3 separate regions of the Homo sapiens genome follow, and regions 1 and 2 are each linked to region 3. A link is a loop called in an ENCODE intact Hi-C map of the cell type or tissue named here. Cell type or tissue: OCI-LY7. All regions are shown on one strand.

The links. Hi-C counts contacts between places; a loop is a spot of excess contacts. Peaks named below come from ENCODE experiments on the same cell type or tissue, not always from the same donor. Only the 100,000 strongest peaks of a DNase experiment are listed, where the experiment ranks them.
Region 1: a loop joins it to region 3, with 2.7 times the contacts of the local background. A loop is called at or near these places in 1 of 110 quality-filtered maps.
Region 2: it touches region 3 in a loop (4-fold over the local background); 1 of 110 quality-filtered maps calls a loop at or near these places.

What each region holds. Positions count from the first base shown.
Region 1 is chr22:33,755,318-33,757,817 of GRCh38, reverse strand. All of the region lies in intron 2 of LARGE1 (LARGE xylosyl- and glucuronyltransferase 1), which reads left to right. Among named protein-coding and RNA genes, the nearest start is that of LARGE-AS1, 32 kb to the right of the region's middle. In OCI-LY7, CTCF peaks have their summits at 1,059 and 1,260; a DNase peak (open chromatin) is centred at 1,207.
Region 2 is chr22:33,324,630-33,327,129 of GRCh38, reverse strand. The region is part of intron 10 of LARGE1 (LARGE xylosyl- and glucuronyltransferase 1); the gene reads left to right. Among named protein-coding and RNA genes, the nearest start is that of MIR4764, 110 kb to the left of the region's middle. RefSeq lists an enhancer at 1,615-1,664. In OCI-LY7, no CTCF peak of the experiment used is centred here; DNase peaks (open chromatin) are centred at 339 and 1,419; H3K4me3 peaks cover 1,027 bases; H3K27ac peaks cover 2,403 bases.
Region 3 is chr22:33,841,379-33,843,878 of GRCh38, reverse strand. The region is part of intron 1 of LARGE1 (LARGE xylosyl- and glucuronyltransferase 1); the gene reads left to right. Among named protein-coding and RNA genes, the nearest start is that of LARGE1, 78 kb to the left of the region's middle. RefSeq lists an enhancer at 1,919-1,978. In OCI-LY7, no CTCF peak of the experiment used is centred here; DNase peaks (open chromatin) are centred at 818, 1,268, 1,688 and 1,988; H3K4me3 peaks cover 2,023 bases; H3K27ac peaks cover 2,500 bases.

The DNA.
Region 1 (2,500 bases), 86 kb after region 3:
TGTAATTAAACATCACAACAACGTTACAATCCATTTATTGACACCCTTGAGTTTTTGGTTTCGTGGCAGGTGAAGCCATAAATAAGGGGCAGAGTTGCTGCCTGTATTCATGGAAATACTATTCATACTTTATGTGGGTTTATTTATTTTTTGACTCTGTTTAATATCAATGGACCTCCTGAGAGCAGAGCCAAGAACTCCCTCTGAGATGTGGCTGCTCTCAGCATAGGGTTTTGGAGTTGGATTACACGCCGCAGCATGATATATTGAGAGAGCCCTGGAGGGGGTCAGCTGTCTCAGGATCTCAAATCACCTCAGCCAGAGGAGCTGGATGATCTGGGGCACACTTGCTCTTCATGGTAGGCCTTCGTTTCTTCCGACGTGAAATGAAGTTGTCGAGTGCACTTAGCAGGGTGCCGACATTCTACCTACAAGCTTCTGATTCTAACGTCTGATGTAAGTGAACTGAAAATGACCAGAATCTTCCCCGATTAAGGGGAATTATGACACTAAGAGGGAGTCGGCTTAGGCTTACTGTGATTTGCTCCTGAGCATGGAAGCAGGATCAATGCATAAATGTTATGGGGAGGCAGGCATTGTCTCCCTGTAAGAAAGAACACCTGTTTCAGCGACTCAGTTGTCAGGCATGGAGTTCACCATCTGGGAAAGAGATGAGATTCCCATTCCTTGAGACACCTTTTGAAGGCCCAGTGACCTCTGGTGAAGGACGCTCATCAGGTGGTGTTTTTGTTAGTGCGTTAACCCCTTAGTTCTTAAACCCAACTCCTTGCTTTATTTCTTTCCCAGTCCACCTTTCTTTCTCTAACATCTCAGTCAGCATTCCCAGCTCTACGCCGTTCAGGCCCTAAACTTGGGAGTAATCCTTGTCTCCCTTCATTCACTCCGTGTCTCGGTTGCCACCTCCTGTTGAGTCTAAGCTCGGCCTTGTAGCTGCGTCAGTTGTTTCCCATCTTTCACCACTGCTGTCGCCCTGGCTCTGCCACTCCTCCTTTGTGATCAGGACTAAGCACAACAGCCCACTTTCTTGCAGGTCTGCTTCGTTCTTCAGACTCCTCAGGGCTGAATCAGAGCACCGCTCTGCTCCTTGTCAGCCCCTCTGGCCCATCCCCTAATCCCCACCATACTGCCTCGCATTATCTGGCATCCTCTACCCAGCCACGCCAGATTCTTTTAAGTCCTGGTGTACATCGCCCTCTGTGGGCTCTGCTCTTCCCACCTGTTCTTTCTTCTCCCTGACACCCTCTATTGCTCTTACTTCCTTCCTCTTCTTTGTCTGGCTGCCTAGATCCTTGGGTCTCAGCTGAAACACAATTAATTGCTCCTGACCCTTAACTAGCAGGCTTCCTTGGCTCCCTATTTACCTAACTCCTTGTATGTACCCTTAATACTCAGGGCTCTTTATTTTTCTTGTTTTTATAATCTTTTGTTTTCACAGCAGATTTACAAGCTTTGGGAATGGAGAAAGCGGGTCTCTTTAGCTCGCCCTTCCACCTCTAGCACCTACTGTAGTGCCGGGAGAAGATTTGGTCCCCAAATGTTTGTTCAATGAATGAGTGAACGAACACATGTGCCCTCCTCCGACTTTGAGTACTGACAGGTCTCATCATTGCCTCCTGGATCCACTGTGGACTCCTTACCATGACTCTGGGGTCTTCCACAATTGTTTTTTCCCCAACCTATACTGTCTGTCTTCAGGGTATAATACCCTGTTGAACTACCTGAGGAAACTATTTCTCTGATTCTTAATTTTCACTCTTGCGGTCTTACTGCCCACTATTCAGTTCTTTTTTCTGTAACCCTCCCTCCCAGCCAACACCTTCAATGCCCATATTCAATGTCATTTTCCCCTAATGCCAGATCCCATGTGGAAACATCTATGACCAGCAGTCATCAAGAGATATTTTGCTTGTTTGATGTCTTTCTAACCACTTACCTATGAGTTTCTTGAGAGAAGGAAGTGTTTTATTCGTCGTTACACTCCCAGTGTCTAACTGAGCACTCGCTCCTAATGTGTCCTTAGTGAATGTTCCCTGGGTAGGACTGTGGTATTGAGGGACACAGGAACCGCTGGTAGGGAAGGGCTCTTGGTGCTGTGAGCATCTGTGATTTTTGAGACCTGAGGACGTGGCTCCTTTCATTTGGTCGTGATGTTAATTCCGGGACTGGAGTGAATCTGCTCAACTATAGCCCCATTTGAATTTAGAGCATACCTGTTATTTTCTATCAGAATCACCTTTTCTCAGAGCCCAGTGGGTTTTATTGTGGGATGTGGTTCTTCTTTTCTGTCCATCAAGGAGATGTGTTCGGCTATTAGAGACTTATCAGCATGTGGAAAAAGGGTGCTTTTCAGCCGTTCAGAAAACTCTTCACACATGCTGCCCTCTGATAATTCATAACCAGCTCGGTGCAAAGGTTTCCCATTGTCAGGGAGGCAGTCCGGGACAATGTGGGTGTTATTTAAAAGCAAATGTCTTCAGAG
Region 2 (2,500 bases), 520 kb after region 3:
GGAAACAGCTGTATCTCAGAAGAATCCCGGAGAAAGCCCAGAATGCATTCCTGCTCTCACGTGCGAGCCGCATGTCGCCAACTCTTCAGTCACGCAGCAGGCAGCAGAGCCCAGGATGGACAGACCCAAAACCCTAAGACAGGCTAGGCTGCTCAAGGCCAGTCTCCAAAGGACCCTCCAGGAATGTGTTAAGCTCCAGAGAGAGGGGGTGAAGGGAAGAGGAGCTGTGGGATCAAGAGACTCAGTGGATACAAGTCTGGGCCACGGTTTCCCCTTGTGGCCTGGCTGCTTTGATCCTGTTCAGCTGCAACTTACACAGAGCCCTGTTTGACCCCTCTAGGCACTGGTTGTCATCTCTCTGCACTTGCCAGGTGTTCGGCCCTCCCTTGTCTATAAAGCAGCTCCCTCCCTTCCTCTCCTTTCCACCATATCTCCCTTTCTCAAGTGGCATCTCTTACTTGTGCAGTAGATAAGAAGGCAGCTCTGGAATGAGGCTGCCTCATGTGAAATCCCAGCTGGACTGCCAGCTGTGGGATTCCTGGTGATCTGCTTAAACTCCCTGCACCTCAGTTTTCTCATCTGTACGATGGAAATTAGTTATTCCTATCTGATAGACTTAAGAGGAATCAATAAAGTAAGACAGGGCCAGGAGCTTAGAACAATGTGGCAGATGGCAAAGGCCCCCCAGAATTAAGGTTTGTGTTGTGATTGCACTGTGTTTGTAATTAGTGACTGGCTTCATTGCCTCTCCTCCTAGACCATAGGAATAATACAAGTGCAGAAGCAGGAGCTCATTCCCCATTCCTAGCACAAGACTTGGCATAAAATAAGAGCCTATGAATTGTATGTGATGCGTGAATTAATACTGATAACTGGGAGGGAGGAGACCAAGCCTTTTTCTTATCTCCTCCAAGTCGAGGTCAGGGCTGGGCAGACCCTCTCTGAACCTTCACTCAACAGTCCTGAATGCAGCCCCCTACCTCCCTGCAAAAGAATGAAAATGGACTCATAGTTTGGTTTCCTTAGTAAAAAAATGCTTTGGGTTCCTGGAACTTGTTGATTAATACACACAGCAGGCAACGAGGAAGGTCGTGAGCTTTTTCTGCCTGTCTGTGTGGCTTAATAAGATGTAACTGCTTTGTGGAAACCACAGGGACAAGCTCTGGGTTAGGTTTCAGGAGACCAGAGTTGGAGCCCCAGCTTCTCTGAGCACCTTGGGCCCTCATCTGTCAACTGAGGGCCCTAAGGGCAGCCTTGCCTGTCTCATGCAAGCGCTGGGGAGGAGTAAAAATGAAATAGTGGATACGAAGCCACCAAAAAGTGAAAGCAAGTTGAAAGTGCAAAGCAACATGCTTGAGTGGTAATTTCCCCATCAGTGATTTCACCCATTGCCCCAAGACATCAGAAGGAGGGGTGTCACAGGAAGGAAGAAACGGGGCCTCCCAGACTCCTTAATTGGTCCATCGTACTATGTCTCCATCACTTACAGGCTACAAGCATTCAAATGTGCCTGTTAGTCAAGGTAGCACAAGCAGCTGTAATGTGGCTCAACCTGCTGGAACCTTGCAGAAAGTCCACATGGGTGTTCATGATTGGCAGGTAGTTTTTCTGCAGGTTGAAGGACCCAGGCTCCTTTTGTCTTGTGGCTCTGCCCTCCACAGAACCCCAGCCTGCTCTACAGGATTCTCTTGCTCTGGCTGTCAGCCAAGAAAAGAAGGCGAATAAAATTTGTTCCTGAGCAAGGCTTCAGAGTGGTGCCTGTACTAGCCAGAGCCTTTCCAGACTCCAGTGGCCAGAGCTGTATCACAGAGTTATTCTTAACTGCAAGGAGGCTGGAGATACAGCCTAGCTCTGTGCCCAGGAAGAGAGCAAAATATGGATATTGGTGAGCACAGGATGTTTCTGCCACCATGTGAAATACATGTGTTGAGTCCTCTGCAGTCACAGAATCGTTTACTGTTAGAACTAGAAAGAAGCCCAGAGGCTGACCAACTAGGCATTGTAGTGAGTTGGTTACCTGCAAGAATTCAGAGGAAATACACCTGGGTTTGAATCTCAGCTACTCTGTTCGCGCATTGTATAACCTTAAGCAATGGCTAAACCTTTCAGATGATGGATGTCTTCTTCTACTAAAGAGGACTAAGAGTGGTTCTTGATCTGTAGAGTTGATGTGAGTCTTACATGAGAAAGAACCTGCAAAAGCTCTCCCCACTTTACCTGACCCAGTGAGTGCGTGATCCTTGAGCGTCACTTTAGGAAGTCCAAACCCTTTGTCTTACTAATTCAGAGACATGACTTGCTCAAGGTCGCATAGAAAATGAGTGTCAGAGATATCAGGTCTCGCTTTTCAGTTATCCCCATAATCTCACTCCTTAGTTTGCGCAACTGTGAACAGAAGTCTCTAAGGCCAGAGCACAGGATGCACTTGTACTCCCTCTGGATCCTCAGGTATAACCAGCCATCATTTCCAGCAGCTCAAAAAGTCAGTCTAGGCCACTGT
Region 3 (2,500 bases):
CTCGAACTGCTGACTTCAGGTGATCCGCCCGCCTTGGCCTCTTAGGAAAGAAAGGAGATGAGTAAACTAGAAGTGGGAGGAAGGGTGCCGGGAACAGACTGTGGGAACAGAGTTGCACATATATTCTCTTACGGCCATTTTGGACCAGTGGCCTTTAAACTTCTTTTACTGCACTCAAACCTGCAGGATAAGACTTGTTTTCATCAGTAACATTTGAGTAGAGGTTTGGCCAGGTTGTGGGTACAGGGAGGGCTTGGGGCAGGGGTGGGACCTCTGGAGAGGATGGTGGTGGGACTGCTAGAGGGTTTGAGTGCGGTTTGAATAAACCCCCATATGCATTTTGGATCTTCCTGCATCCGCTACTCTTTCCCTGTCTACCTCTGTTGAGACCTCTTTAATTTTTTATTTTTATTTATTTATTTATTTATTTATTTATTTTTTTGAGAGGGAGTCTTGCTCTATCCCTCAGGCTAGAGTGCAGTGGTGCAATCTCGTCTCACTGCAAACTCTGTCTCCTGGGGTCGGGCGATTCTCCTGCCTCAGCCTCCCAAAGTGCTGGGATTACAGGCATGAGCCACTGTGCCTGGCCCAAAGTGCCAATCCTTACAGCCACCCTCTCTGCCTTCCAGTCTGGAAGGGACATACTCCCGACCCACTGCAGTATACTGAACAAAGATGTTCACACGCACAGGGCGGTGGGGAAGGAGAGCTGACCCATTCACAAGCAGGGAAGATAGAACGGAAAATCAAGGACAGCTTCACAGAAGAGATAAAGCCTGGGTTGGGTTGTGAGGATGAAAAGGATGTCTTCCAGGAAGGCTAGGAGTATGGAAATCCAGGGCCACGTGAACAACATAGACAGGACCCCCCCAGAGGAACAAAACAGATGCCCTGTTTGGAGAACTGTAGGTGTTGTGGTTTTTTTGTTTTGTTTTGTTTTGTTTTGTTTTGTTTTGTTTTGTTTTGTTTGTGCTAGAATGGGAAATGTGAGTGAGAGAGAGCAACAGGTAAAATGCTGGAGACATTCTCAAGAGTAACATCCCAGCTGCCCTCTAGATCAGTAGCCATTAGCGGCATGTGGCTACTTTAAATGAGTTGAAATGAAATAAAATTAAAAATACAGTTCCTTAGTCTCAATAGCCACCTGCAGCTAGTGGCCACCATATTTTAGAGCACAGATGTAGAAAATATACATCATGACTGTTGGGCAGTGCTGGGCTGAATGTTTCCTTATTTGGCTCACATCTGTCAAGCTGCACCTGGTGTTTCGTGACACCTGCACGCGTCAGGTTTTGGAGTGGCTTGCTTCGTTTTGGTAGAAGAGCCTGTACTGGCTGCTCAGGGCCACAGTGGATGTGCCAGAGAGATTGAATGTATAGTTAGAAGCAATGTACAATTGCTCAAGATATGAATATTAGTAACTTTGTTTTATTTTTTAGCACTGCTCAGATGAATATATAAAAATCCGAAGAAATATGTTATTTCCCCTCTAAGCCAGCAGAGCTACTAGTTTTATTAAGCAGACAATGGCAAATCTATTTTTAATTTAATTTTTTATTAAAAAATGCCCTACTGCTTGAGATTCTAATCTCTAGCTGAATAGTAAGTGTCATTTTCGAGTTGCGAATCGCCAGAGCAACAGCGTGCGTCGAAGGCACTTAATAAATAGGATTCGGTGCTTTACGTCCGTGTAGAGACAAAAATAGATCAAAAAGCTTTTCGATTTTACTTTTGAGTACAGTGTTCTGACTTTCTAGATGGTAAGGAACCATTTAGAACTATAAAGGGATTTCGATTTCGATAACAGTAACTGTGTTTAATGTTACAAACTTTCTATTTTGTAAGTGGCTTTCTTTGAAGTCCTGTTGGCAGTTTGTTAAATATTTTAGACTGTTATTTGTGACCAAGAGGTTCAGTTTGGAGGACTTTTTGTGATTCACCCGTGTGCTTTAAAATAATTTGCCACTATTTTTGGAGTACTCGGTCCCAGGAGATTTGTGCATGAGTCCTGATTTTGTCTCTTAGTAGCAGTGTGACTCAGGGCAAGTCACATAGCCTGTGCTGAGGATCTCTTGGCTTTCTGACTTTGTATTTATTCACCCTGCTTAGTTTTCCCAGGGAGACCCACACTCACACCCACCCTTTAGCCCATGGACTTTGGTGGAGATGATATTGTGCAGGGCTTCAGGGGGAGACATAGGACTCAGATTATTCCTAATACTGGCTTATAGTAATTGGCTTAGAGGTGGTTTCATGACCTAGTTGGAGCCCACAAGATGTGATGAGGCTTTTGTTGGGGCTGTTGAGAGGTATGTGTGTTCTTTCCCACTGGCCTTGAACTCAGAGGTTGGAGCTGCGGATATTGTAGCTACATCCAACCTAGTAGCTGTCTTGCTACTGCATGGCATCTGAGTATGAAGTCCGTGTGGATGAGAGCAGAGCTGAGGTGGAGAGGGACCAGGCCATCTCCTGGACCCAGATCAAACCTTGCCACAGGGTA